Linked DNA regions of Mus musculus: region 1 is linked to region 2. Evidence: chromatin loops called from intact Hi-C (ENCODE). Cell type or tissue: left cerebral cortex. All regions are shown on one strand. Links, peaks and the distances in the headings refer to the core of each region. The heading gives the core; the rest is flanking DNA. Region 1 overlaps Clca3a1 (chloride channel accessory 3A1). Region 2 overlaps Clca1 (chloride channel accessory 1).

Region 1 (8,340 bases), core at 194-8,193, 290 kb before region 2:
ACACTGTATGACCCCTTCAGTCCTGGGCCTTCAATTGCAACTGAGGCTGCACCTTCACGAATGGCCTTCCATGGCCTCTCACAGTGCCAAGCCTCAGCTGCTCTGCTCAACTCCTTCATGCCTTCAAAACCAGTACCACCTGGGTGACCCTTACACATTACCAAGTCCAGCCACAGCACAAGGTACAACTTTGGCTATATCTGGAACACAGCCACTGTGCTTTCAGAAAACACTTCCCAGAAGATGTCACCTCAATGATGCTGGTCTCTTCTTAATCACCGCTAATTTCTTAGCTCCAGCTAACCAGCATCAATAGTCCCAATAATGCAAAGTTTTTGCTTTGGTAGTTCTGGTATCTTGTTAATCACAGCTGATTCTTCAGCCCCAGCTAACCAGAACTACAGAATCTTCACAATCAAGAACAGCAATGGCCCTGAAAAGAGTCTTTAATTTTCCCTCTGAAATTTCACAAACCAGACCTCCATCTTCTGCGGTGTTCTCAACATTATCTTCCAAGCTCCTACACGGCATCCGACAGAGCTCTTAACAACGGATGGATCTTCAAGCCCAAAGTTCCAAAGTCCTTCCACAGTCCTCCCCAAAACATGGTCAGCTTGTCACAGGAATACCCCACTCCTGGTACCAATTTGTCTTAGTCAGGATTTCTATTCCTGCACAAGCATCATGACCAAGAAGCAAGTTGGGGAGGAAAGGGTTTATTTGGCTTACATTTCCATACTGCTGTTGATCACCAAAGGATGCAGGACTGGAACTCAAGCAGGTCAGAAAGCAGGAGCTGATGCAGAGGCCATGGAGGGATGTTCTTTACTGGCTTGCTTAGCCTGCTCTCTTATAAAACCCAAGACTACCAGCCCAGAGATGGTCCCACCCACAAGGGGCCTTTCCCCCTTGATCACGAATTGAGAAAATGCCTTACAGTTGGATCTCATGGAGGCATTTCCTCAACTGAAGCTCCTTTCTCTGTGATAACTCCAGCTGTGTCAAGTTGACACAAAACTAGCCAGTACAGAGTCTCCAAAAAACTAGGGATGCTGAGTCCACAGGACACCTGCTGAGAAAAGCTGCTCTCAGGGTGTGGAACCAGCCCAAGAGAAAGAATTGTGTTGCAGTCCACAAAGATGAAAGGAGTTGGAGATCTGAAGAGCGCTGTGACATCAGACATGGAGATGCAGAGTTTGGAGTTTGCTCAGCTGGCTTTCGGTCTTGCTTTGCTTCAGTGTCTCCCCACTATGAGATTTTGGAATGGTAATCTATATCCTGTGATGTTGGAAGTATGTGATCTTCTTTTTGATTTTGATTTTATTAGAGATTACAGTTAAGAGATTGTAAGAATCCCAGAAGAGGTTCCTTGAATTTTGGACTTTTAACATTGTTGAGACACTATAGACTTTGTGGACTTTTGAAGTTGGACAAAATACATTTTGCATTATGCTATGGCTAGGTACAGCCCCGCAGAATCATATGTTTGAACAAGCCAATGGGGCCAGTGAGTGGAATGTGGTCATTTGAATATGCTTGGGCATGGGACATGGCACTATTAGGAGGTATGACCCTGTTGGAATAGGTGTGACCTTGTCAGAGGAAGTGTGTCACTGTAGGAGTTGGCTTTGTGGTCCTATGCCTTTGTGATGGAGAGAGTCTCTCATGGTTGCCTTTGGATCAAGATGTAGAACTCTTGGCTCCTCCAGTGCCATGTCTGCCTAGATGCTGCCATGCTTCCCATCATGATCATGGACTGAACCTCAGAAGCTGTAAGCCAGCCCCAATTAAATATTGTCCTTTACAATAGTTGCTGTGGTCATAGTGTCTCTTCACAGCAATGGAACCCTAAGTAAGATGATACGTGACCTGCCTTCCACCCAGAAGCCAGTTTTTTATTTAGAAAAAACAGTGGAATTCAGTTTTATATTAGAACAGGGAACACATAATATTCATGTTCAGTAAAGACCATAAGTGTCCTCTGTGACTTTTTATCAAGTTCAGGGAAGGAGCAATGTGGGAGCACTCAGAGACAGGACCTGGGAGGACGACAGATAAGGAGGAGTCAAAGGTCACAGAAGTAGGATGAACACTACGTAAACATTTGCTGAGGAGCTAGTCTGACCTTCACTAGCTCTTAATTCTATGCTACTGTGCTTTTTTAGAGTTTATTTTAATACTTTTTTTTTTATTACGTGTGTGGGTGTTTTGCCTGCCTGCATGTTTGAGCACCATGTGCATGTTTGGTGTAAAGGACCAGAAGAGAGTCCCTTGAAGATGGAGTAACAGAAGATTGTGAGATGCCTTGTGGGTGCTGGAAATTGAACCTGGCTCCTCTGGAAGAACAACCAGCTCTTGCCTGGGGAGCCATTTGTTGAGTCATCGCTATTATTCTTTAATGTGTCTCATCTCCAGTTTCAGTGTGTGTACATGAGGGCCGGAGACTGAATTTGCTGATCTTACTCCTTTGGTCTCCAAGATGAAGGACACGGTCTTAAAAAAATCTTTGTCTTGAATTTTAAGAATGTGGTATGGTTTCCTATTTTAAAAGTTTCTGGCTTGAATTAAAACATTTGCAACTAGAACTAGCTGTTCCAGGTGTTATTCCTGGGCAGTGGCAACCCTCCCTCAGGTGTCTGTCTCTGCTCCTCAACCCAGTCTGTGGTTAGAGATATGCCCCACCTTGCCCGGGTTTTCTGGGGTACAGGAGCAAGCACTCTTCTTTACCAGGCCACTTTTCTAGAGGCTCCCCAAGGTTCAGTTTTTAAATTTTTTAAAACATACTTAGTTTTTCTAACCCACTCTTGGAATGCTCACTGTTCCGGTGGTGAGAATTATAAATGATAAATGCATAAAAGTGTTTAGCTGTACTAATAAGTAGTAAGTTGTGGTTAATAGCTGTCTGAAATGCTTTTTTAAAAAAAGTATTATTTTATCAGGAAAGGAAAGGAGGAGGCTTATATGAGTGTTGACTCACAGGCTGATACTGATGTTAGTAATCTACCTCAGTCATTGATATTGATAAGAAAATATCTTCTTGTATCTTTACATGTGAAAGGAAAACATCTAATGTCCTTTTGGTGTGGGTGTGGACATTTTTTTTTTTTTTTTTACAAATTTGTTTATTTGTTACCTATATGTGGTGCTCAGAATTGAACTGAGGGCCTGTGCATGCCAGGCGAGCACTGGACTCCATCCTATCCACATGGGTTTGTTTTTTAACGTTTTCAGGAAATGTGAAAATGTTTTAGATGTGCGGTGAGAAGCTTTGCCTTTTGAGTCACTCTGCACCTCTGCCCAGGGCCTGGCTAAAGCCTCTGCTTGTGCTTACAACTCAGTTCACCTGATGATTAAGCTGTGTCCCCCTTGCTGCTGTCCTCCACAGAATCCTTGTAATCTATGTAGGTGGATCTATCTGTCTGTCATCTATCTATCTCATTCATCTATCCTAAAGTATCTGGGTGCTTGTGTGTCCTTTTGGTTAACTGTTCTGAGAGTAGAGGTTGTCCCTTAAAACTTGATTGTATTTGAAAACTCAACAATCGCTGAATAGAATTTCCCAAGTGTAGAAATACTTAGAAAATTGTACATTACAACGAATGTAGCAGAAATCTGCTAGTGTTTGTTTTAAAGTAATTTCAAGGTTGTGCAGACAGGGAGCAGAGGTCAGGGACAGGACATTAATATTAGAGATGGTTTGAGAATTTTAAATTAAAATGACAGGAATAACTTTGTCCTATTTCAGCTTTTCTGAAGTTCAGCTTTTACATATAAAAATAAATGAATAATGGCCTATAGAAGACATTCCATAAATATTATTTATAAGTGAGACATTGAAGAAGCTTTGGAAAAATGAAAGATAAAGGGGTGTCTTTCATTACATTTTAAATTCGCCATCAGACTCACCTCTTCCATTGTCGAGAACCTTGCCAGGGGCCGTCCATGTAAGGTGAATATAATCACCTATAAACTCAGCCTCCAGGTCTGTGACTTTACTTGGTGGGAACACACGAGCGTGGTCGCCATCAGGGGGCGCTCCAGACACAGTAAACGACCCTCCAGAGGTTACTCTGTTGAAGTCTTCCACTGTAGCTTCTATGGCTTCTTCTTGGACATCTGGTCTGGGTGGATTCAGTACAATTTTACCTATAAAAAAACACCCCCAGGCATTTGTGACTCTCATCTTGTCTGTTTGTTATCTCGTGCTGACCTACATCTGCTCAGGGCTTAGGTAAATTGACAGCAGACACTGAAAAGTGGAAGAAAGGATTGGATAGAAGGCTCAGTGGTTAAGAACGGTGGCTGTCCTTCCAGAGGACCTGGGTTCAGTACCCAGCACCAACATGGCAGCTCACACCTGTCTGTCCCTTCACTTCTCGGGGATCTGACACCTTCAGATATACATATAGACAAATCACCAATGCACATAAAGATAAATGTTAAAATAATAAGGGGGAGAAAGCTGGCTTAACTATCATTTTGAAATGTGATAAGTTAAAACTAATTTTTGACCCTGTTTTCCCTATCACCTTCTCATGAGATCCGTGGCGACAATACTCGTATTTCACTCAGCTTTACAACTTACCACAGGGTTTGTTCCACAAGGTCAGGAAATGTATTTTTCAGTGGAAATAAAACAAACTGAGGAAGATTGTAACAAATTATGTGGAAATGTCATTTATGCTGGGCCCATTGACATGAATATTGTTTTAAATCACAAGGCTGACTCCATAATTATATAGTTGGGTGGGTGTGACTCTCTATTCAGTGTTTGCTCTATCTATGTATCTATGTATCTATCTGTCTGTCTATCTATCTGCAGGTAAGCCATATCTGTTTTAATACTACTTACCATTTTCCACATAGCCAGGTATATATAAAGACTTGTTCTTCTGTCTTAAGCTCAGTCTGGTTTTGTTTCTTTGTGCCTGGACACGCACTTTTAGGCTGTATCTACCATTTCCATGATAATCTGTAAAGTATCTTGTGTAGATGCCATCATTTTTAACAGTATCAGCACCTTTATAATGAAGCACAGTGATTAGTCACATAGTAAGTTAAAATGAAAATTGATGCTGTTTGTTCGCATTGATGATAAGAGTGTGTCAGAGAGTATACAGCACAGTTAAACACTAGGTCACACTGTTCTGATACAAAGCCTTGCTTGACTGTGTAGTAATGCTGTTTTTAGAAAATATAACTTCCGAGCAGCACCTGGATAGCTAGGGTGCTCAGTCGTCTGACTATCGCCAGCTACCCACAACACCCACCAAGCGATCTTAAGACTTCTGGTGAGTGGAACACAGCATCTGCTCCAATCCAATCGTGCGGGACCTAAGACTGCATTAGTTAGGAAAGCAGAAAACCCGGTCTGAGTAGGGGCACAAGCCCCCTTCGGTCCGAGCAGCACTGGGGTAGCTCGGGCGCAGAGTCGGCTGACTACCGCCAGATACCCACAACACCAGCCACGCGATCTTAAGAATTCTGAGGATTGGGATCTGCCTGGCGCGGGAGCGCTTTGCCTGAGCATGGACAGCAGACATCTCGGTTCCAGGACCCCGCCGAGTGTATCCTGCACAGAGAGCTGGCCATTTTCCCGGCCAGAGGATAGGGATCTGCCCGGCGCGGGAGCATTTTGCCTGAGCATCGGCAGCAGATATCTTGGTTCTGGGATCCCGCTGAGTGTATCCTGCACAGGCAGGTGACCATTTTCCCGGCCAGAGGATAGGGACCTGCCCGGCGCAGGAGCGCTTTGCCTGAGCATTGGTAGCAGACATCTTAGTTCCGGGACCCTGCCGAGTATACCCTGCACAGACATCTTGGTTCCAGGACCCCGCTGAGTGTATCCTGCACAGCTCCAGAGAATACCAGATGGCGAAAGGCAAACGTAAGAATCCTACTAACAGAAATCAAGACCACTCACCATCATCAGAACGCAACACTCCCACCCCATCTAGTCCTGGGCACCCCAACACAACCGAAAAGCTAGACCCGGATTTAAAAGCATATCTCATGATGATGGTAGAGGACATCAAGAAGGACTTTAATAACTCACTTAAAGAAATACAGGAGAACACTGCTAAAGAGTTACAAGTCCTTAAAGAAAAACAGGAAAACACAACCAAACAGGTAGAAGTCCTTATAGAAAAACAGGAAACACATCCAAACAGGTGATGGAAATGAACAAAACCATACTAGACATAAAAAGGGAAGTAGGCACAATAAAGAAAACCCAAAGTGAGGCAACGCTGGAGATAGAAACCCTAGGAAAGAAATCTGGAACCATAGATGTGAGCATCAGCAACAGAATACAAGAGATGGAAGAGAGAATCTCAGGTGCAGAAGATTCCATAGAGAACATTGGCACAACAATCAAAGAAAATACAAAATGCAGAAGGATCCTAACTCAAAACATCCAGGAAATACAGGACACAATGAGAAGACCAAACCTACGGATAATAGGAGTTGATGAGAACGAAGATTTTCAACTTAAAGGGCCAGCAAATATATTCAACAAAATTATAGAAGAAAACTTCCCAAACCTAAAGAAAGAAATGCCCATGAACATACAGGAAGCCTACAGAACTCCAAATAGACTGGACCAGAAAAGAAATTCCTCCCAACACATAATAATCAGAACAACAAATGCACTAAATAAAGATAGAATATTAAAAGCTGTAAGGGAGAAAGGTCAAGTAACATATAAAGGCAAGCCTATCAGAATTACACCAGACTTTTCACCAGAGACGATGAAAGCCAGAAGAGCCTGGACAGATGTTATACAGACACTAAGAGAACACAAATGCCAGCCCAGGCTACTATACCCAGCCAAACTCTCAATTATCACTGATGGAGAAACCAAAGTATTACACGACAAAACAAAATTTACACATTATCTTTCCACGAATCCAGCCCTTCAAAGGATAATAACAGAAAAAAACCGAAAAAACCAAAAAAACAATACAAGGACGGAAATCACGCCCTAGAAAAAGCAAGAAAGTAATCCCTCAACAAACCAAAAAGAAGACAGCCACAAGAACAGAATGCCAACTCTAACGACAAAAATAAAAGGAAGCAACATTTACTTTTCCTTAATATCTCTTAATATCAATGGACTCAATTCCCCAATAAAAAGACATAGACTAACAGACTGGCTACACAAACAGGACCCAACATTCTGCTGCTTACAAGAAACCCATCTCAGGGAAAAAGACAGACAATACCTCAGAGTGAAAGGCTGGAAAACAATTTTCCAAGCAAATGGTCTGAAGAAACAAGCTGGAGTAGCCATTCTAATATCGAATAAAATTGACTTCCAACCCAAAGTCATCAAAAAAGACAAGGAGGGACACTTCATATTCATCAAAGGTAAAATCCTCCAAGAGGAACTCTCAATCCTGAATATCTATGCTCCAAATACAAGGGCAGCCACATTCATTAAAGACACATTAGTAAAGCTCAAAACACACATTGCACCTCACACAATAATAGTGGGAGACTTCAACACACCACTTTCATCAATGGACAGATCGTGGAAACAGAAACTAAACAGGGACACAGTGAACCTAACAGAACTTATGAAACAAATGGAATTAACAGATATCTACAGAACATTTTATCCTAAAACAAAAGGATTTACCTTCTTCTCAGCACCTCACGGGACCTTCTCCAAAACTGACCATATAATTGGTCACAAAACAGGCCTCAACAGATACAAAAATATTGAAATTGTCCCATGCATCCTATCAGACCACCATGGACTAAGGCTGATCTTCAATAACAACATAAATAATGGAAAGCCAAAATTCACGTGGAAACTGAACAACACTCTTCTCAATGATACCTTGGTCAAAGAAGGAATAAAGAAAGAAATTAAAGACTTTTTAGAATTTAATGAAAATGAAGCTACAACATACCCAAACCTATGGGACACAATGAAAGCATTTCTAAGAGAAAAACTCATAGCTCTGAGTGCCTCCATAAAGAAACTAGAGAGAGCACACACTAGCAGCTTGACAACACATCTAAAAGCTCTAGAAAAAAAGGAAGAAAATTCACCCAGGAGAAGTAGACGGCAGGAAATAATCAAACTCAGGGGTGAAATCAACCAAGTGGAAAGAAGACGAACTATTCAAAGAATTAACCAAACAAGAGTTGGTTCTTTGAGAAAATCAACAAGATAGATAAACCCTTAGCTAGACTCACTAGAGGGCACAGGGACAGCATCCTAATTAACAAAATCAGAAATGAAAAGGGAGACATAACAACAGATCCTGAAGAAATCCAAAACACCATCAGATCCTTCTACAAAAGGCTATAATCAACAAAGCTGGAAAACCT
Region 2 (8,340 bases), core at 307-8,306:
CTCAGAAATAATCTTACTCAATGTGAAGATCTTTGAATGAGATACAAATGTATAATTTTACTAGAATTTCATAAAATTTGTAAATCAACTTGATTTTATACATTCCATGTATAGAAATCCCCCCTGCCTTGGTTTTCTTTTAAACCATCCTGAATTATTTTCTAATTTTCTTTAAATTTACCTTCTATATTTCTTACTGTGTTTTCCATTGAATTGTTGCCTTGAGTTTTCCACTAAATGTTTGAATGATTTATTGCTAATATATGGAAAGCACCTGTAATATCCCCTTGTGTCATGTCCCTTTGTCCCTTTCCCTTGACAGTTTGGCCTTCCCTTTATGATCTTTGGTTTTCTGGATGGAGCTCTCGTCTGTGTAAGCGTCACTTTCTCTCTTCCCCTCTGGTGTCATGTTTTGCCCTGCCTCAGTTTAATGTGTGACTGAATTGGATATGACTTCCTCAAATAAACAGAGACAGCTGTGACTACACTCTTGTCTTCTTGCTACCACTGTCCCTATTAAACTGTCCCTAGCATTTCTCTATTAAATATGACACAGACTGTTGGCTCACATAGATATTATGTAACATATGACAAGAGTAACTTCTGGGCTTACAAATACTTAAAAGGTTTGTTTGTAAGACAAGGGACTATGGATATTGTTAATATGTTTTGATGAGTTTTCCCTTTAAGGGGGCATTGCAGTCATGTTGTCTAACATGCTCCCCAGATGTGGAAGGGGGAACAAACTGATAGATGTTTCTAGATCTTGAAAGCCCTGAGTACAAAACAACTTCGCTCTTAAGCAAGGATCTGGTATCTAATGGAAGGGAAGCTCAGAAAAGACAAGCAGGAAATATAGACAATGCGGGGTTGGAATGATGCCGCTGGCTGAGATTTGAAAAAATCAAAGCAACATGTGCTCATGTCAGCAAAGTGACTCTGGGATGTGATCTGTGTGACCTAGAGATACAGGCAGAAATGCCTGGCAGGCTGTGCCTGGCAGTGACTTACCAAGTAGGAAACTCAGTTAACAGAACCACTTGTAAGAAAAATTGGTCATTTTGTAGAAACATAAAGAGTGTCTTGGAGATCAAAAAATGAGACAGAAAACTAGTATTTTAAAAGCAATTCCAGGAAAGTTTGGTTGCATTTTGGAATCGTTTTGGTGATACAAAGTCAGAAGATGCATACCTCACTGCTTGGGGTTTTCCTTTGGATAAGTAGAACTTCTCGTCGTTGTTGTATTCATTAAACACTCCCCATCGGAAGTGAGCCCACTCATGGACAAAGGTCCTGTCTGGGAGACAAAAGTCAAAGAGCTGAAGATAATAAACGGGAAATAGCCCCACACAAGAAAGAACCTTCCTCTAAATGCTTATTTTGCTTTGCTACATTATAGTTTCTAAATAATAAAATTGGAAGCTTGATTTCCTGAGGGTGACCTAACATGACAAGTACACAGTTCTGTACAATACACATATCTGTTTTGACTTATCATGTGTCCCTGGCATGATCTGTGAGAGCGAGGGAATTATTCATACCCTGGTCAGGCAGCTGACCTACAACACACTGCTTGGTCTTGTTGAGGACATGCAGGATCAAAGAACTGCCTTGCAGCACAAGGGTTAATTACAACTCCTTAGAACAGCTTGTGGGTGCCTGAGCACTTCACCTTGGCCTGCTCCCTGCTCTTCACCTTGGGCTCTATCATCACAGCAAATTTCTCAGGATTTTGCTGTAGGCCAGTCAGACTCTCTACGCCTCTGGCTCTTCTTTTCACAGGCTTTTTCTTGCTGGCGTCTCTCACTGTCTCTACAGTGGTAATTACTGTTCTTCTCTCAAAACCAAGCTTCTATCTAGGACTGGTGGCCAGGGTCTGTAATCCCAGCTATACAAGAGGCTAAAGTAGAAGGATCATTATTAGTTTAAGGCTAGACTTAGCAACTCTTTGAGATTCCGTCTCCAAAGCATTAGGGGAAAAAATTCAGCCTTGATTCATTCAACTGACATCCTAACATGCTCAGATCAGACTAGGCACTCCTTCTTTGCAGTTCCATTATACCCCATTATTTGATGCTTTGCATCTTATGCTGTCATCGAAGCTTATCTCTGTGAAGAGAGGCAATACAATTTATCTCCTGTCATATCTGGGCACATCATATCTAGAGATTATTAGGCACACATTATGTATGTTATATTTGAGTGACTCTTAGTGACTTACATGTATCTTTTTTTTCTTTTTTTTATTACATAATTTCCTCAATTACATTTCCAATGCTATCCCAAAAGTCCCCCATACCCTCCCCCCCTACTTCCCTACCCACCCATTCCCATATTTTTGGCCCTGGTGGTGTTCCCCTGTACTGGGGTATATAAAGTTTGCGTGTCCAATGGGCCTCTCTTTCCAGTGATGGCTGACTAGGCCATCTTTTGATACATATGCAGCTAGAGTCAAGAGCTCCGGGGTACTGGTTAGTTCATAATGTGACTTACATGTATCTTACTGTTTGAATTATAACTCAAGGTGGGCTGAGTTTAGATATCTAGGTGAGAGGACGACTCGGAGGCTCAACTCCGATCTCCTGCTATGCTCCTAGGTTTTGCACTGAAATTTCCTTCAAGTTCTGAAAAGGGAACGACTGTCTGATAAAGGTAATGGAAGTCTTTGAGGGCAAAGGACTGGGGTTATGGTATATAAAGGAATCATTTAAGGGAATGGTATGATACCCAGCTGTGGTGGCTAGAGTGAGGTCAGGACGGAAAAGCACAGTTAGATCAATTAACTCAACACATACTTATTGAATCATAGGTCAGGAATCTTCTGTTCTAGTTATAAAAATGAAATGGAATATTATAGAACAAAGAGACATGGTTCAGACCATTCTAATCAGTGATAATAATTTTGGGGTTGGGCACACAGAACCAGGACCTGCCTTTTCCTCATTCTGGAGCAGTCTAATCTTTTTTAGCCATTATTCTTTCAACACTAGTAATTCAGTGACTAACCACATTTGTGTGTATATATAAAGCACATATGTGGATTTTGAATACTTCTTTTGAAAATTGCTCTATATAGCTCATATTGACATGATAGTTTATTTTTGTAAGAATTGAACTTAAGGGTCTCCCTGTGCAGTTCAGGTTGATCTCATTCTCAGGATCCTTCTGCCTCAGCTGTATTAGGATGACTGGTGTGTACCACCACCACCACCACCACCACCACCACCACCACCACCCATCCTGCACACACACAGAGGGAGAGAGGGAGAGAGGGAGAGAGGGAGAGAGGGAGAGAGGGAGAGAGGGAGAGAGAGGGAAGAGAGGGAAGAGAGGGAAGAGAAGGAGAGAGGGAGGGAGAGAGAGGGAGAGATGGAAGAGAGGGAGGGAGGGAGGGAGGGAGGGAGGGAGAGAGAGAGAGAGAGAGAGAGAGAGAGAGAGAGGCACACACACACACAGAGGGAGAAACAAAGACAAGCTTTGGGATCTAACCACAAGGTGACTCTGCCTGCTCTGCAGAGACTGGCGTACAGTGCAGCACAATCTGGAAACTTGTTAAGAAGTGAAGAACCTGAGCCTCTCCTGAATTTTATGAAAGCAGGAATCAAATCCTGCTGAATCAGGAACTCAGATCCGGTGAGCCCAAGCACACTGTCGCCATCTGGTGGCTATCATATGAACTGCAGGAAGTCAATCTAATTTAGTCAGGTGAGGCCCATAGATCAATCCATAGAAGTCTAATGCTTCAGGCCAAACAGTTTTACTGCAATTGCCTGGCACTATAGTATTTCATAAATCCAAAATTCAGGCACACAAACAAATGTTAAATTATAGTTCAGAAATACATGTCTCTGATTCTTTGCTTTAAATGAAAAGCTATGTTTAATTTCTAGTTTGTCATCTTCAGGCTTGCTTAGAAAGAGAATACAGTATTTAAATACAGTTGATGTGCTGACTCCATACCTTGTGGCCCATACTGAGTCAGCTTCTTTCCTGCTAAGAAGTCAGGAGTCAGGTGAATCCTGATCCCCTTTTCTCCACATGCTCCTATATGTTCGGTGTAGGGCTCATCATTGCCTAGAGGGCTGGTTGTTGATACAAGGACATCAGCCTGAAATACAATAAAATATGATCATACCATTTCAGCAAACAAATTGGCCTTACTCACAATTGGCAGATTTTGCCACAATTTCATTTCGTTCTTCACTATTTCCCCTAAAACAACCAACCAACCAACCAACCAACCAACCAACCAACTGAACAACCAAGCAACTGAGCAATTGACCAAACAAACAAACACACACACAACTGATCAACTAACGAAATGACCAACCAACCAAACCACCAATCAACCAAATCACCAACCAACCAAACAACCAACCAAACAACCAACTGAACAACCAACAGAACAACCAAACAACCAAATGACCAACCAAACAAGCCAGCAACCAACAAACCAAACAACAGACCAAACAAACAACCAGTAGATCACAGAAGATGTAATAGATGTAAAAAAAAAAAAAAACAACTTGTTCTCACGTTTTTGAAGGTTTCAAGTTTTGGCCTCGTATATTCAGGCTTTGCCTTCCAGCTCTCGGGAATCAAAATGGCAACATTTTTGAAGTAAAATCTTTTTCCTGTAGCTTCAAACAGGTATGGAGAGGCCTGAGTCACCATGTCCTGAGAGGAAAGAACACGCTTAACAACATCACTGAGGACAGATTGAGTTACGATGAATCATTTCAAGATGCATCTGTATTTTCCTTTCAAAAGCCTAGCTAGGCAGGGGACATGGCTTCCTTAATAACAGCAAGCAATCTTTCTGAGTGTTGATCACACCACAGAGCAATGGTGAGCAACACAGACTCTGAAGGCAGATGCTAATCCTGGCTTAAGCTCTTGAGAGCATTAGACACTTTCCAGTTATAAGCTCGGATTTCACCACTTATAGCCTGGGAAATGTCATGACTACTTCACAAACGACATCACACAAGTGACCCTAGGAAGAATGCTTTCTTAGCACTAGTTCTTACTGTCATCTGGTGCCTTCATTGCATTTGATCCTTTGGCCATAAATAAAACTTAGAGAAACTGAGAACTGGGGATATAATTCTCCAAGCCTTAGCACACAATCAATGGTGGAGAGAATATGAGACCTTTACCTGCTGAATCTCATAACAGTTAAGGCAAATCGAATGTTACATGTTAAAGTAACATTCATTTTAGTATAGTATTAAGAGTTAGACTTAAGGAAACAGCATCATTACGTATTTGCAAATTGTGCATAGCTATATTTCTCAGAAATGAAGGAACACCAGTAGCAGGTGCCCCTGCAGGCTCATTGTGACCAGTGTACAGATGATGCTGTAGAAAGAAGGCATTGTGCCAGCCAGGATTGAGACTTAGCATTGACAAGAAAAGAAAAGAACCCTGGTGCTCTGAGATGGCCAGGGGATGAGCCTCAATGCAAAGAAAGGAGAACAGAAGTGACAGGATTAAGGCCAGGAAGTGTCTCTTGCCATGTGCGAGACTGGGTGAGGCAAGTCTGCAGAATGGAGACAGCAGTGTTGTGGGGAGTGGAGTCAGGATAGCAAGAGGCGAGAAACTGGAGTCCGTGACCACAGATGCCAGGTTAAGAAATGCTCATTTAAGTTAAAATGGAATGGGGACATAGGCATGAGGTCTGTCTGTTCGAACAGGAACTATTCCATTATGTAGCTGCTACTGGGAAAAAAATAACAGAAAAACGGGGTCCCTGCAGGAGCAGAGTCCTGGCTGCCGCAAACCTCATGTGGATACTGTGTTCAGTGGAAGAAGGCATGGAGGAGGACTGCCTATCTTGGTTTGGGGAGGTAATACTCAACTACCGATGCAAATCTGAGTCTTGCTCCTGCCCTTCTCCGTGGCTAAATTTGGGGAATTTATTCATGTTCTCCATGCCTACCCTCCCCCTCCATTTCAAATAATGGCAATAAGGAATCCCTTTCTAACTTAGCATACTTAGTGCTTTGCATGTCTGTCCCCCAAAGTCCAGATTTGAACAGTCACTGGGAGAATTTAACATGCTATCTTTCTTCCAAAAATTATTATTTTTTAATTAAAATCAGCAAATGCTTGATGGTTGGGTATAAACCTGACTGTGTTTGAATACCTGAGTAAAATTCCACCCACGAAGCATGACTATTTGATGCTTGCCAAGATGAAGTGCAAGCATGAAGTAAATACTCTTGTCTACATAGTTTAATAGAGGCATGTGCCATCTGCTCTGAGTTCTGAGAGTGTGACATCATATCCACACAGGCGTTTAAACTCTGGCTGAGAGAAGGGCATGTGTGTGGTGTTGTTGATTACCGGATGGGCCCAGTTTTTCCTAGGGACAAGCATAGAATATTGCTGACTCCTGGATCCCTGCACCTGATATAATGTAGTTGCTTGGCAAATATTTGCTATGTAAATCAATGAAAGGCTCATTGACTGACTGAGCAAATTATTGATGAGTCAAAGTGAGACACTAGCACCAAGCCAGCTAGGACCTAGACTCTGTGCATTGAAGAGACACCACTGAAGATTCCCATTGTTATGTGTGTTCTGGACATGCAGGAGGGTGTGGGGTGAGGAGGGAAGGAGAAGTGAGGCAGAGAGAGACAGACAGTGAAAGGAACAGAGACAGAGAGATAGAGGGACAGAGAGAGACAGAGACAGACAGTGAAATGGATACACACACACACAGACAGAGACAGAGAGAAACAGAGAAAGGCAGTGAAACAGAGACAGAGACAGAAACAGAGAGGTTGAGAGACAGAGAGAGAAATAAAGAGAGAGAGAAATTCATCTGTGGGATGTCCTCCCAAGGTTTCTGCATGGAACAGTAGCAGTGTTGATGAGGGCCCGGAGTGGTGGACAGAGCCACTATAGCACCTACCCCTGCACCACATCCGCAGGTGGGAGACCCCAGAACTCTGTCCTGCTGATTCAGGAGCTCTGTCCTAACAAGGGCTCAAGGCAGAGAATCTCTCCTCAAAAGGAAGGTTATTGAAGCAGAGACTGAAGAGGAGAGCAGCAGCTGCAGTCGTGGTGGAAGTCTCTAAAGTCTTCAGATCTGGACATCAAACAGGAGGAGCTGCCTCTTACTAAGCAGGGGCCCTCAGGATACCGTTATAGTAAACTGTGTTCTTGTTGCTCAGAAGGAAGTAGGAAAATCCAACTTAGCTCACACAATTGAGTCATTGCTCATTTTAGAACGTTAATTTAATAACTGTGTTAAGAAATAATTTTTTTCAGGAGGAAACCCACCAAGTAGTGAGGGCAAGTGCTCTGAAGCTCACCAAACTCCCAAGTTGCTGTTATTAAAGATAATGTGCCATGCTCTCCTGGCGCATCCCTGAAACACATCAGCTGGAGACAGAAACAAACCAGCCACATTTCTCCTCCTTCTACACCTTCTTTCTTTCTCCGGGTATCTATTTTATTCTTGCTGTGGCAATCAAAAACTCACTCTAGGTTTCAGATAAATGATCAATTTCAGGCATGAATGAACTTCCCTGGACTGAAGATGGTCTCGTGGCCTTTTGGCAAGGTATGAGGGTTTCCTAGGAAACAGCATCATCCTCGCAACCTCCACACCCTACCCCTGCTTGAGTAATAGTCTAGATAGGAACCCCTGACAGACAAGACGGCTTTTTACCCAAACTCCACTTTCTGGACTTTGCTTCATGAGGCATCGTTGGGAGAATCTTCTGGACTTTTGTTCTAGGAACTTGCTTTCAGAAGGGATAAGAAGATGACCAATGGAGGAGAGGTTCAGGGGGCCCTAACCCTCAGTGCCCAAGTGTTTGCTAGATAGATTCTGAAAGAGAGAGAGAGACGGAGAGAGACAGAAAGAGACAGAGCAAACAGTCATTGCCTTTATTCTTGTGTCCACTGGTAACCTCACCGAGGTCCCATGAATAATTCCCATCCATTTGTCACATAGATTGCCACTAAACAGGACTAAAAGTCATGAACCCAGGAAAGAGGCTATGAGATGTGAGAGGATGCTGATGGAAATGGGAGAGAAGGCAGTGTGTGTGTGTGTGTGTGTGTGTGTGTGTGTGTGTGTGTGTGTGCACGCACGTGCGCACTACTAATCAGAATGCATTATATACATTATGAAATTGTCAAAGAAGGAAACTAATTTTTAAAATGATAACGAAGCTAGTGATAACGTTGCCTAATAATGAAATGTATAAACTAATACATGAAAAAATAACAAATAAAACCCTAAGAAATTGAAAATACAATAAATTAAAACCATTGCTCAAGTGCACCAGGAACACAAACAGAAGGTCATGGACGCAGGGACAG

The links. Peaks named below come from ENCODE experiments on the same cell type or tissue, not always from the same donor. Only the 100,000 strongest peaks of a DNase experiment are listed, where the experiment ranks them.
Region 1: a loop joins it to region 2, with 3 times the contacts of the local background. A loop is called at or near these places in 8 of 42 quality-filtered maps.

Annotation. Positions count from the first base shown.
Region 1 is chr3:144,733,011-144,741,350 of GRCm38, forward strand. It overlaps Clca3a1 (chloride channel accessory 3A1), which reads right to left. Exons shown (of 14, transcript NM_009899.4): 12 at 4,853-5,020; 13 at 3,907-4,146. Among named protein-coding and RNA genes, the nearest start is that of Gm34866, 10 kb to the right of the region's middle. In left cerebral cortex, for the core only: a CTCF peak has its summit at 4,016 (motif pointing right); a DNase peak (open chromatin) is centred at 4,034.
Region 2 is chr3:145,023,335-145,031,674 of GRCm38, forward strand. Clca1 (chloride channel accessory 1) reads right to left here. Exons shown (of 14, transcript NM_017474.2): 2 at 4,537-4,677; 3 at 3,961-4,108; 4 at 1,192-1,297. Among named protein-coding and RNA genes, the nearest start is that of Clca1, 5.3 kb to the right of the region's middle. In left cerebral cortex, for the core only: a CTCF peak has its summit at 3,668 (motif pointing left); a DNase peak (open chromatin) is centred at 3,657.